2 separate regions of the Homo sapiens genome follow, and region 1 is linked to region 2. A link is a contact called in ENCODE Hi-C or POLR2A ChIA-PET data. All regions are on one chromosome and are shown on one strand. Each heading gives the region's core, a stretch centred on a gene start or an enhancer-like site at or near the end of the contact. The rest is flanking DNA. Distances are from core to core; before and after follow the strand shown.

Region 1 (6,621 bases), core at 853-3,352, 210 kb before region 2:
GCCAGGTGCGGTGGCGGGCGCCTGTAGTCCCAGCTACTCAGGAGGCTGAGGCAGGAGAATGGCGTGAACCCGGGAAGCGGAGCTTCCAGTGAGCTGAGATTGTGCCACTGCACTCCAGCCTGGGCGACAGAGGGAGACTCCGTCTCAAAGAAAAAAAAAAACAAAAAAAACAAAAAGGTTTAATGTGAGTGCGCTCTTGCTTGGCATGTACTAACATGCAATGCTTTTTAACATAACTCTGTATCGCAGTTTCGTATACTTATAGTAATTTAATTCTCTTACTCTGTATGACACTGTAGCTTTGAAGTGATTCTTATAATTTTTTTTTGCTTTACTATATTTACACTCCACTACTGTTTCTGAGCCTTTCTGTTCATTATAAGTTTTCATTTCATTGCTGAAACTCAGGATAATCTTTTTGAAAATATTGCAAACAGCAACTAAACTCTGCCTGGGTAATACCAACAGTGCATATTATTCAACTAAAGAGGTAACAATATCTAAATACCTATGACCATGTTCACACACATACAGACAATGGCAAATAAATCAGCACTGCCACCCAGCAAATAGCAATTCAAACATGCCATCAATTATTAGATCCACATTTCAGAGATGTTAGCATACAAAAAGGCATGTATTGGAATTAATAAAATATGGTAATTTGAGTTAAAGGAAAATGTAAAGTACATTTTTTACACACCTGAACTTATAGAACAAAGTTATACCCATTACACTGGTGTAAGGCCCTCCCCATACAGCAAAGAGAGACTATCACTTGCATTTTAAATGCATCCAGTTAAGAGTTTCATTAGCAGGCTGGCCACAGGATAAGGTCCAAAGTCCTTAGTCTAATATGATCTCATGATCTCTGGCTGGAATAGGTTAAGCAGGAACAGGATCCCTGAGCTGCTGACATGAAAAGGAAGGTTATATGGCTTCACACAGGAAGTGTCACAGCATGCATTTTTCTGTCTCATCAAAGAAGACATTTTCAGCCTGGCCCTTAATCAGGTAGTGAGTCTTCCTGACGAAGAGCAGACTATAAACTTGCTTTCACCATGTGGCTGCAGCACAGTCTTTAAAAATGTATTTTCATATATATATAAAAGTTTTTATATTAAAAAATGTACATATACAGGTAAAGAGAGGATAGACATGTGCCTAACAGCTTAGGCTTCTAGTCCAACCAATATGTATTTGAGTCCCAGATCTGCACTTATTTATTGTATGACAAGTTGTTTAATTTCTGTGTGGCAGAGACTGGCTAGATACTCACCAAAATTGTTTCCTCTTCTCCTAGGTGTATAAGAAGATTATATTTCCCAGCCCCCTTGCATTTCAACAAAGGCATGTAATTGATTCCTGGCCAATAAAATTTGAGCAGAAGGAATACACTACTTCTAGGCCTGGGTTCTAAACCCTTTTGTATGATCTCCACTTCCTCTCTCCTTTGTCTTGTCAGTGCCACCAGATTCAGAGGACCTAAGGGAGGATTCTGAGACCCATATGAAAGGAGCCTGAATCCGTGAATAACTATGTGGAGTAGACACCCTTGACCACTAAGGTACATGGACATGAGCAATAAAATAAGGCTTTGTGTGTTACAGTAGTTATCACACTCTATTTAATACATGCTGTATACCTCAGCTTCTTCACCTGTGGAAAATATTAAGTTAATTACTCAAAGGAGTAGCACAATGCCTTTTACATAGTAAGTACTAAATAGTAGAAGCTATGTTACTATTGCTGTAGATATCATCCTTGTTATTACTGAGGCAAAGAACTCAGGTATAGATGTTGAACAAGCAGGCAGTTTTTTGCGCATATATTAGAGGGAAGTAAAACTTTTCTAAATATCAACTGGTGCAGACTTATGTAAAGTGAAATTTGAGCAATCACATTTCAGACACCAAGAATCATCCGCAAATAGTAAGTAATAAAGACCCTGAAAGAAGGAAGTGACTGATTCCTGAGCAGGCAGCGTAGGTTAAGGACAAGTGTCGGTTAAGGACCAGCATCAGAGTCAGAAGGAGGTCAGCAGAAGCTGGGAGAAGAGGAATCCAGATCAGGCCAGAACAGAAACTGCTCCCCAGGGCCACACTGGGCAATGTTTCTCAACAGTGCTCCAGGGAAGAGGAAGTAGTTGTCATCATCAAAATTCTACCCCCTGAACATAGAATGGTTAAATTAAAATAGAATTAAATACATGTAGTTCTTATTGTTTCCATAAAATTATCAGAGACCATCCTGGTAACTGCTATAGAGACATCCCCCACCTGCCATTTGGATTTGATTCTCGTAAATAAAATGAATCCTTCTTGTCAAACATTGCTTTAACAAGCTTTATTTCTTTTGTGATTTTTTGTTGTTGTTGTTGTTTGTTTGTTTTTGTTTTTGTTTTTGTTTTGTTTTTGAGACAAAGTCTTGCTCTTGTCCCCAAGGCTGTAGTGCAATGGCACTATCTCGGCTCACTGCAACCTCCGTCTCCCAGGTTCAAGTGATTCTCCTGCCTCAGCCTGCCAAGTAGCTGGGATTACAGGCGCCCGCCACCACGCCCAGCTAATTTTTGTATTTTTAGTAGAGATGAGGTTTCACCATGTTGGCCAGGCTGGTCTCGAACTCCTGACCTCAGGTGATCTGCCTGCCTCAGCTTCCCAAAGTGCTGGGATTACAGGCGTGAGCCACCGTGCCCGGCCACAAGCTTTATTTCCTTTTTTTTTTTTTTTGAGACGGAGTCTGGCTCTGTCGCCCAGTCTGGAGTGCAGTGGCGCAATCTAGGCTCACTGCAAGCTCCACTTCCCAGGTTCACACCATTCTCCTGCCTCAGCCTCCCTAGTAGCTGGGACTACAGGTGCCCACCACCACGCCCAGCTAATTTTTTGTATTTTCAGTAGAGACAGGGTTTCGCCGTGTTAGCCAGGATGGTCTCGATCTCCTGACCTCATGATCCTCCCGCCTCAGCCTCCCAAAGTGCTGGGACTACAGGAGTGAGCCACCGCGCCCGGCCCACAAGCTTTATTTCTAATTGTGTGTGCAACACATTCTACTGGCATTTGAGACTTTGCCAAGTCAATCTTGTCAGTTGTTTATTCATTCACTCATTCATTCATTCAAACATTTATTGAGCACCTACTCTGTGCCAAGCACTGTGTTACCAGATATATAGCAGCAGCAAAACAAATACAGCTTCTGCCCTCATTGTTCTTAATAGGGGGCAGGGGAGACAGACCAGAAAAAGGTAAACAAATAACAAATAAAGGTATAATTACATATGTAGGAAAGTAATCTGAATGTGAAAAAAAATGAAATCATTAAGTTTCTGATAGAGAAGAACAAGAGGGACTGGATTTAGAGAGAGCACGTGGGGAACCCCGCCTGAGGAGATGATGTTTAAGCATAAATATGAAGAAACAGGAGTTGACCAGGGGTAAAGTACTCCAAACCATAAAGAAGGATCTTGGGCAAGGCAAGAAGCATTTCAACAATTGCAAAGAAGCTACTGTAATTGGAGCCCAAGAGTGAGCAAAGGTGAATGCGGTGCAAGATGGGATTGGAAAGGTAAGGAAGTACTAGACTGTGCAGGGTCACAAACAAAGCTGGGGTCTAAGCCAAAGACATAGTTGGGGTCCTTTCCAAGTGCAACAAAAACCACAGGAGGGTTTTAAGTGGATGCTGTCATATGATCTGGCTTACAATGTTTAAAGTTCATTCAAGATTGCCAAGTGGAGAACTGGCTAAAGGAGACAAGAGAAGAAGCAAGCAGACCCATTAGGAGGAGGCTGTTTCCATTCTCAAGCACACGCTGGTGGCAAGCTGGATGAGCAAGGGGCAGAGATAGTGACAGAAAGGACATAGTGAGAGATATTTTGGAGGTAAATACTTCAGAACTTGCAGATGTGAGAGTGAGGGCAACAGAAGGATGAATGTCAACCCTCAGATTTTCTGTTTAACCAGCTGGGCATATAAATGTGAATTTTACTGAGATGGGAAAAGATGGAGAATAAAGTGGATTAGGGAACAGAGAAATCAGAAATTCCATTTTGGACTTGTTACTTGGGAGCTATCAAGGAAGCCTGGTGTCCCAGCACTTCTTTCTGAGCTTTCTTCCCATTCTTCCCTAACAATAACTCTCTGATAATCAATTTGGACTTTTTCCTGTCCCCCAAAGGCCTCCAACAGTAGGAAAAATCTTTCTCTCTGCATGATTTTACTCCCTATTTTCTACCTACCAAAATCGTATTGATCTACTCCCACCCTGCATTTACCATCAAGTTATTTATATCATTCATTTGAAGCGCCACATGACAGTAATGAATGGGAGTTACGAGTAAAAACTTTGGATTCACTCACATCTGGGTTTTAACCCTGGCTCTGCTATTTGCTGGTTGTATGATAAATTGAGCAAACCATTTAACCTCTTTGAGCCTCAGTTTATTATCTGTAAAATGACATAGTCAACCCACCATGGCAGACACTGCTATTTATGTTCCCAATGTAAGTTCTCTCCTCATTTTTCCTTCTTATAGAGCCCCAGTTTTGTTCAGGGTAACAATGTGCCCAGCTAAAATGCTCAAGCAACTGGCTTCCTTAAAGCTGATGGTAGCCTACTGACATTGTTCTGGCTAATAGTATATAAGAGGAAGTATTCTTGAATTTCTGGGAAAACATTCCTTTTCTTATATAAGTGCCCCACGCCCGTTACACCATCCTTCATCCTGCTTTACACACAGATGTGATGCTTGAATGGGCAGCAACTATGACTGTGGAGCTAAGGGCTGTAGAGCAGAAATATGGAGGAGACTGTGTCCCAGGTGGTCCTAACCAGGGCAACAAACTCTAGGCTTTTTGTAGCATGATATAAATAACCTCCTTACTTGTTTAAGCCAGTATATATTTTTTTGGCTTTTCTGTTGCCAGTCAGCAAATACATTTTAACAAACCCATCTACTTCATGGGCTGATTTGGTAAGTATTAAATAAGCAATGTCTATACAACGCTCAGTAGCTGCTGAGAATTATTATGCTACTCTTACCTTGCTATTTAAATCATTTTGGTATATATGTGCCTTGTTCCCTCAATAGACTGTTACATGACCTCAAGACAGAGATTTCTGTAGCGTTTGGTAATCCCTTCCCACACATAATGGGTGCTCAACAAATCCATTGACAAGGTGGCCACCCTTTCCTTTTCTGGAGAATATCAGCCCAAATTTTCTTTATCGTCCTCTTTTCTCCATCTATTGCTTTAGTTTTCATCAGCAGTGCCAGCTTCAAAGAGATGTTTTTCTGTAATCTTTTTAAAAAAATAAACGTTTTTATGTATATTTAAGGTATATAACATGTTAAGGGATATACAGAGATAGTAAAAAGGTTATTATAGTGAAAACAAATTAACATAGTCGTCATTTCACATAGTTACCCATGGCAAGAGCAGCTAAAATCTACTCATTTACAGTGAATTCTATACACAGCACAATTTAATTACCTAAGATCTTCATGTTGTAGATGAGATTTCTAGACTCGTTCATCCTACATATCTACCACTTTCTATCCTCTGACCCACATGTCCCCATTTCGTCTTCACTCTCTACCCCTGCCTCAGTAATCACTGTTTTGTTCTCTGTCTCTAAATATTTTCAATGTATTTACTTTATTTATTTATTTTTTTTGAGACAGAGTCTCACTTTGTCACCCAGGCTGGAATGTAGTGACATGATCATGACTCACAGCAGCCTCGACCTCCTGGACTCAAGCTATCCTCCCACCTCAGCCTCCTCAGTAGTTGGGACTACAGGTGGGTGCCATCATGCCTGGCTATCTTTTAAATTTGTTTTGTAGAGATAGGATCTCACTATGTTACCCAGGCTGGTCTCAAGTGATTCTCCCACCTCAGCCACCCAAAGTGCTGGGATTACAGGCATGAGTCACAGGGCCCAACAGTGAATTTGTTTTTAGATTCCACATGTGACAGCATATTCTACATGTGAGGTCATATTCCACATATGAGATCATGCAGTATTTGTATTTCTGTGTCTGGCTTATTTCACTTAGTATAATATCCTCCACGCTCATCCATGTTGTGGCAAATGGCAAGATCTTGCTCTTTTTTAGGGCTGAATAATATTCCATTGTATATACACACCACAGTTTCTTTATCCATTTGTCCACTGATTGACACTTAGGTTGTTTCCATATCTTGGCTATTGTAAATAATTCTGCAGTGAACATGGGGGTGAAGATATCTTAAAAAGGTGGTGATTTCATTATCTCTGGGTTTATGCCCAAAAGAGGGACAGCTAGATCAAATGGTAGTTCTATTTTTTCCTACAGTCTTATTTTTTTGTAAGATTTACCCCAGTGGCCTCTCATGCAGGCCTGATCTTTCCAAAAAAACTAGAGAATGGTTTGGGAATAATCTCAGTAACTGTCATTTCTCACACACTAGTCTTTGATGGTGGTTCAGACATTGTGGAATGGTCTTTAGGATTTTCACCTCTTTAGTAGAGCTGCCTATGGCTTCTTTCTTTCTTCACCCACTCTCTTAAAGTAAAAAAAACATGAGTCAGAGTCATCACTAAAGAGAAAAGTCAAACAGTATTAATGCTCTAGAGACATCAAA
Region 2 (6,687 bases), core at 3,322-5,821:
TCCAATTATACTCTTTTAGTTATTTAAAAATGCACAATAAATTACTGTTGACTGTAGTCACCTTGCTGTGTTGTCAAATACTAGATCTTATTTTTTCTATCTAACTGTATTTTTGTACCCATTACCATTCTCACTTCCCTCCTACCCCCCACCACTATTCTTCCCAGCCTCTGATAACCATCATTCTACCCTCTATCTCCATGAGTTCAACTGTTTTAATTTTTAGCTCCCACAAATGAGTGAGAACATGCAAAGTTTGTCTTTCTGTGCCTGGCTTATTTCACTCAACATAATGTCCTACAGTTCTGTCCATGTTGTTGCAAATGACAGGATCTCATTTTTTTAAATGGCTGAATAGTACTCCATTGTGTTCTATATTATCTTTCTATTGGAGCTTCAAGTACAGCTTCAGGTATAGCTTCATATTCTTGCTTTACTTTTCTTTCTCCATCCATTCTACTTAATTTACCTTGTCAAAATAATGGTTCATATGATTCAGAAGACATGATTTAAAAAATTAAAAAATAATGATTGAAATTATCCTTTTATGATATTTTTAAAAGAACAAAGGTAACCAAGTGAATTATACTGGCATAATTACTGTTATATAATTTTACCTATTTGTTGAAGTTCTATTCTTTCTAAATCATTGTCAAGTGAATTACTTCTAATGAGCAATGAATAGAGTCAGGTTTACTGTGTTTACTTATTCAAAGATTTCAGATTTGTTTTTCCTTCCAAAGGCGTTCTATCCTGAATCTCATCATGAGGCTTCCTTGCCTTGATTTCTTGATGTATTCCAGCTGGGTTAATGGTTCAGCTGACCAGATAGGCCTTTTAGGCTAAGGTAGTAGAGATTTTTGCAAAAATACATCTACAGTCTTCATTCACTAGGGCAGAATTTCTCAAAATAGAGTCCAAAACTACCTATATCCCAATCAGCTCAGATGTTTGTTTACTGATTTACTGATAGGCTTAAACAACAGAAATTTATTTCTCCCAGTTCTGGAGGGTGGGAAATCCAATATACTGGCATATACTCTGTCTGGTGAGGGTATCCTTCCTGGCTTGCAGACAGACACCTTCCTGCATCCTCACATGGCGGAGAGCCCAGATGCTTACTGTAAAATGCAGATTTCTAGGCCAAAACCTACAGTAGTTGAACGGGAGTCTCTGAAGACTGGGAGCCAGGAATCTGCATTTTGCCAAGTTGTCCAAGTTAATCTATATACAGTGAAATTTGAGAACACCTAATTTTTTTTTTTGAGATGGAATCTCACTCTGTTGTCCAGGCTGGAGTGCAGTGGCATGATCTTGGCTCACTGCAACCTCTGCCTCCTGGATTCAAGTGATTCTCCTGCCTCAGCCTCCCAAGTAACTGGGATTACAGGTGCCCGCCACCACACCCAGCTAATTTTTGTATTTTTTTTTAGTAGAAACAAGGTTTCACCATGTTGGCCAGGCTGGTCTTGAACTCCTCACCTCAGGTGATCCACCTGCCTCGGCCTCCCAAAGTGCTGGGATTACAAGCGTGAGCCACTGCGCCCAGCCAAGAACACCTAATTTAAGGAATCCTTTCTTCCCACCAGGTGTCTAGTGCATTAACCTTGATTGCAGAGCAAACTAGCTACACTCCATTTAATAACAAAAGTGGAAAATTCAGCACCTTGGAGGAGAACTGCCATAACTATTTTAAGAGTTACTGATACAGAAAACACACACACACAAAACCCAAAAACTTTCTAGAATAAAGTAATAATTCTTTTTAATATCTTGATTCTAACAAAGAGCAAAGGCCCAGAAAGTCTACAGTCTGCTCTAATTTCCTGATTAATATTATATATATTGAATTATTTATTGAGCCCCTACTGTGGGCCAAATATGGTATTTTGTGTTGCCAGGGATTATATAAAGCTATCCTGGAATGAAAAGCATATGTTCACTCTGCTGTATTCTGGAAGAATCTCATTGATTTGATGATTGCTGAAAATGAATGTACTTGATGTCTTAGGCCCAGACATGGAAGGTTTCTTACGGATTTGCTAAATGAAAATATTAGGTCCAAAACATATAGGTGTAGGCATTTGGTTTCCAGTGGCTGAACCACTGGAAAGGGAGTGAGGTGTAGCACTTTTCGAGCTTGTAGACTCTTTATGGTCAGCCTCGTGACTTTATTCAACAGTTTCCCTTCCTGTGCAATCATCCCTCAAATATTAGGCAGATGAATTGAGACTAGATGTAACCATACTGGGAACTCCATTTCATTGTAGGATTCATTTAGGATGTCTCTAGTAGAGTGACTCATGATTTGCCTGAGACTTTGTCAGCCAGTTTTATATCCCAGCAAACCTTTTAGTCTCATGCAAACTGAAACTGGGTAGGCTGGTCACCCTGGTCCTTAGAAGAGGGCAGGTGAGGCTCTTAGTTGAACCAATTTCACTCAGTAAATGAATGAAAATCCATTACTATCTTGAATTTCTCAGCTCATTTTCCTTACCAGTGGATATAATTACCCTATTGGGGCACAAAACCTGTTTCTTGCCTTTAGTGACCCTCCCCCTTTTAGCCCTGCCAAACCATGTGTCCATGAGCCTCCCAAGCAATGATTCAGCTTGGGATCATCCAAGGACCCAGTGGAGAGTCTCTTGAAAGTCTGCTGAGCACTGATAGCCTCTGTTTTTTGTTGTTGTTGTTGTTGTTTGTTTTTAATGAACATTGTCCTCGTCTCATAATCTTTCCGTTCTTCTCAAAGGTCTATCTCTCTAAATAGTCTAGTAATCCCAAACCTAGCTTCACATCCATTTTTTTTTTAAATTAGGAATGTAGGCATGCACGTATATAAAGCCTTAAATACTAAACAGGCACGGGTGTATTCAATTCCATTCTGATTCCTGTCCATGAACTTAATCATAGTTTTCAACATTCATGCATCCCTTTCATCCCATCCTTTAAAGCCTTGTGATTTTGGCATTTCATGGTCTTACTTTCAACTAGATTTTAAAGTTTAGCTGGTATTAAATTACCATCTCAAAGAGAAAACGTAAAGTACAAGGTATGAATTAGACAGACCTATGTTCCAATGAAATTGTTGCCTTTATTTCCCAAGTATATGAACTTAGAAAAGTTTCTCTAAGGTTTAAGCTTTAAAATTTGCTCATTTGTAAAAACGGAGAAAATGATAGCTATTTTAGAGGATTTTGGGGGAGATATTTAGGTTATGCATGTAAAGCACATAGAAGCTTATTGCCCCACCCCAGCAGACATTAACTAGGTATTATCTTCACCACATTATTACAAGTTTGTAACTAGTAACATTCGTTAACAATCAGGCTGCAAAATTGTTATTATTATTGAGACAGGGGCTTGCTCTGTCGCCCAGGCTGGAGTGGAGTGGCTTGATCACTGCAGCCGTGATCTCCCACGCTCAAGCGATTCTCCCACCTCAGCCTCCCAAGTAGCTGGGACTACAGACATGCGCCACCAAATCCAGCTAATTTTTAGGTGGTTTTTTTTTTTTTTTTTTTTTTTTTTTTGTAGAGACGATTTCTCATTATGTTGTCCAGGCTGGTCTCGAATTCCTGACCTCAAGTGATCCTCTCGCTTCGGCCTCCCAAAGTGTTGGGATTACAGGCGTAAGCCACCGCGCTGGCCAAGCTGCAGAATTCTTTAGCCATCAAAGATGATGCCTCAAGTAGAAAGGCACAAGCTGCCTTCCTGAGGAACACAGGGAGAACTCTCATTACATCATAGTCTCACCGACTCTGTCTGAAGGAAGTGATGCTTCTCGTATCTCAGGAGTGTCTAATGTCATCTGGCCCACCGGCAGTTTGTGTATTCAGGAGGCTCTGGCTTTCAGGTTTGCTCCCTTGGGACCTCTTGTGTCACGTCGCTCGTTCTGGAAAGGAAAAGGGGTGAAAGAAAAAGGGAAATCACCAAAATGCAAAATCTGTTACCAGATGCCCTATTCCGTCCTAACTACCGAGTCTGGTGGCGTGGGCTGCTAAATCTTTTCGCGGAAAGATTGTCAGGCGCCACCCCGAGGTGTTTGTCAGCACAGAGATGGGGGAGAAGGGTGAGCTCACCCGAGAATTGAAAGGCAGGTGGTGAGGGATGAGGGGTGAGGAGTGGAGGGTGGCCATAAGCTTCTGCGTTTTGGCTAAAGTACAGACACAAAGCCGCGGCGTGAGGGTTTGCACAGAGTGGTGGGAAGGAGAGAATGTATTTGCTGGGTACGCAGAGCATTTCTGCACTCTCAAGAAGGCTGCCCGATTTGTCAGGGTTGCGCCCCGAGCCCGCGAGAAGGGCAGGGACTTTTTGTGATAAGCGCCTTCCCAAAGGTAGTGTCTGTTAAACGCAGAGCCTTAGCGAGTGCTGCTCGCAGACACGCCGGCTTCGCAGAAAGTCTCAGTCTAGCAGGTAGCTTAAGCAGACATCAGGTGCGCGAATTTGCTCTCCCTCACTGTTTCTAAGCCTGGGAGCACGCCCCCTCCGCGCCGGCGACCGCGGGTCGCGCATGCTCCGTGGGAGGGAGTGCGCCGCGCCTCCCGCCGGAAGCGTTCTCTCCCAGGTTGCGTTTCCTTCCTGTGTGAGGCCGGCTGAGGGCACTTGCTCTTGCTGTTTCTGCCCCTGGGTGAGTAGCTGGTTCCCGTGGGGCCTCATGGGATGGTTGTCGTATCCTTCTGAGGTCCTTTAAGGACCGTCTCGGACCTGGGAACCCCCGGAGGAAAGGTCACCCCGGTCTTCTCCCACGCCCTACCTCAGTGCCGCCCCCAAGCGCCCCGCAGCCCTTAGTATCTAGAGGATTAACCTCCAAGGGCGTCCCGGGCCTCGCCTTGGCGTCCGGCCCGGCCTGGGCCCTTAGGGTCTGCTTAGCTCTTCCCCAAGACTCGTGCCATTCCCGAGGGAATCTTTGTCGGCATCCTGGTCACTGTGGGGGTTTGAGGTCGTCCCGGAAGACTTCAGAACCAGGCGAACCTAGACGAAGGCGGCTGGAATGAACCAGGTCTGATTGTCGCACAGGCGCGGCCACCACCTTGTGCAAAATCGAAGGTGGTTCTTCAGGGCCGGGCACGCTTTCACAAAAGATGGTGATGTTAATAATAACCTGCCCTCTTTGTGAAGATTGGCAGGCCTTCATTGTCATAGGCTGTATTCGTAGGGCCTTTATGCCTGCAAAACTGGGACTTTTGAGTTTGAGAAACGATTTGTGAAATACTGCAATGAATTAGGAGAGAAATACTACAGTGAATGCTATGCTATGAATGCTATACATGTCAATAAATTGCTCATAGATGAGGTAGTACGATTTCACGGTTTTCCACTCGGAAATGGAGAACTTAAAATGAAACGACCTGATACCATATTTGCCTAACAAATAACTCTAGGTTATAGTGTTTTAGGATGTTTCTTAGTTGCATACAGCACTATCATCGTATATGTACATATTTGTGTATTCATTTTGTTGAACCTAATGTTTATACAGGATTGAAATACGCTCCCTGCTGTTGTATGCGCATGCAGCTTTTATTGTATGTTCGCTGGTGATGGTATTGCTGCTGTAACAGCCTTACATTTTAGGTATATCAATACCAAATGAATGATACATGAGTGTACAATAAAGTATATATAGTTACAGTCTACAAAACAAGTTTCAGTTTCATTGAAGGATTTTGAAGTAATTTAAAAAGGTAGACTACTATTTTACAAGTGGCCTTAGTAGACCTAAGTCTTTATTACATTAAAAATTTCAGAATTGGGAAGGATATAAACGGGTTTTGTGTGTTGACCTTTTATGGGATTAAAAGTTGTTACTATCTTGATGACTGGGATGTGTTCATAACAGCCCTAATTTGTTCATGTAGTTCAATGAATATCCAGTAGATGACTTGGTTGGTAGTTTTATCACTACCAACTCTAAAACGAAAACGTTTTACTGGAATGCCACCGCTTTTCACAGATTAGGTTAATAAAACCCTTATCTTGTCTAAATTATTTTCCTCTGTGAGTATACCCCACGTAGTGATATAACACGTTTCAACTGCATTTTCAACTTTGTGGAATAAAGACTAGAAAAGTCAGTTTTTTACTTCCTATGAGAAGTGAAATATTGTGTAACCCGTTTTTTTTGGAATCCATGCTGATGGAAGATAGCACACTTTGGTTTGTTCCATGAAGAGAGATTTCAGTTAGGTGCCTTCTCCTTTTTGGCTTCTTTTGCTTTCTTTATAATTAATATAATAGCCGGACAGTGTGTTCTTTGAATGAAGTGGTGATATCTTAACAATTATTGTATATCCAATATATAGTGGGCGTCATATATAGATGTTCAGTAAATGCAAATTGAATGAATTAAATCATTTACCATCCCTAGGCCAAAGTTTCTTCCTCCAAAATGAAGGCTTTCAATTATTTAGTTGTTAAGTTTAAATTAAATCTAATTATTGTGAAGTGAATGGCTCCTAGTGGAGAAATGTGGAACCTTTTGGAAATCCTTCAGAAGTGACTGTTGCAATGATTGAATGGGAGATTTCCTTCAGTTACAATTTATCTGTTGAACATAATTTTTGAATAGCCTCTGTTTTGTGTGTGGCAATTATAAACGTCTGTTTTGTGTGTGACAGTTATAAAGGTAGATAAGATATACATCTTGTTTATAAGGATTTAAACTCTAGTCGAGTAGATATCTCA

Evidence for each region. Hi-C counts contacts between places; a loop is a spot of excess contacts on that map. ChIA-PET counts read pairs that join two places held with the same protein, here RNA polymerase II (POLR2A). Pooled maps may share reads with other maps.
Region 1: a pooled map shows a loop between it and region 2 (2.0-fold over the local background). The contact joins the enhancer-like site here to the promoter of ATAD1 in region 2. A Hi-C loop is called at or near these places in 1 of 50 pooled maps. POLR2A ChIA-PET finds 5 or more read pairs at or near these places in 3 of 52 experiments (GM12878, T-cell and activated CD4-positive, alpha-beta T cell).

The regions. Positions count from the first base shown.
Region 1 is chr10:88,023,117-88,029,737 of GRCh38, reverse strand. No RefSeq gene overlaps it. Among named protein-coding and RNA genes, the nearest start is that of PTEN, 160 kb to the right of the region's middle. RefSeq lists a silencer at 2,082-2,131. Within about 2 kb of position 2,102, at least 6 of the 41 ENCODE cell types and tissues checked have a DNase peak (open chromatin) inside an H3K27ac peak, as active enhancers do; they include GM12878, where a contact is called at or near this core.
Region 2 is chr10:87,816,110-87,822,796 of GRCh38, reverse strand. It overlaps ATAD1 (ATPase family AAA domain containing 1), which reads left to right and starts at 4,571. Exons shown (of 10, transcript NM_001321967.2): 1 at 4,571-4,630. It also overlaps the pseudogene CFL1P1. RefSeq lists a silencer at 4,424-4,473.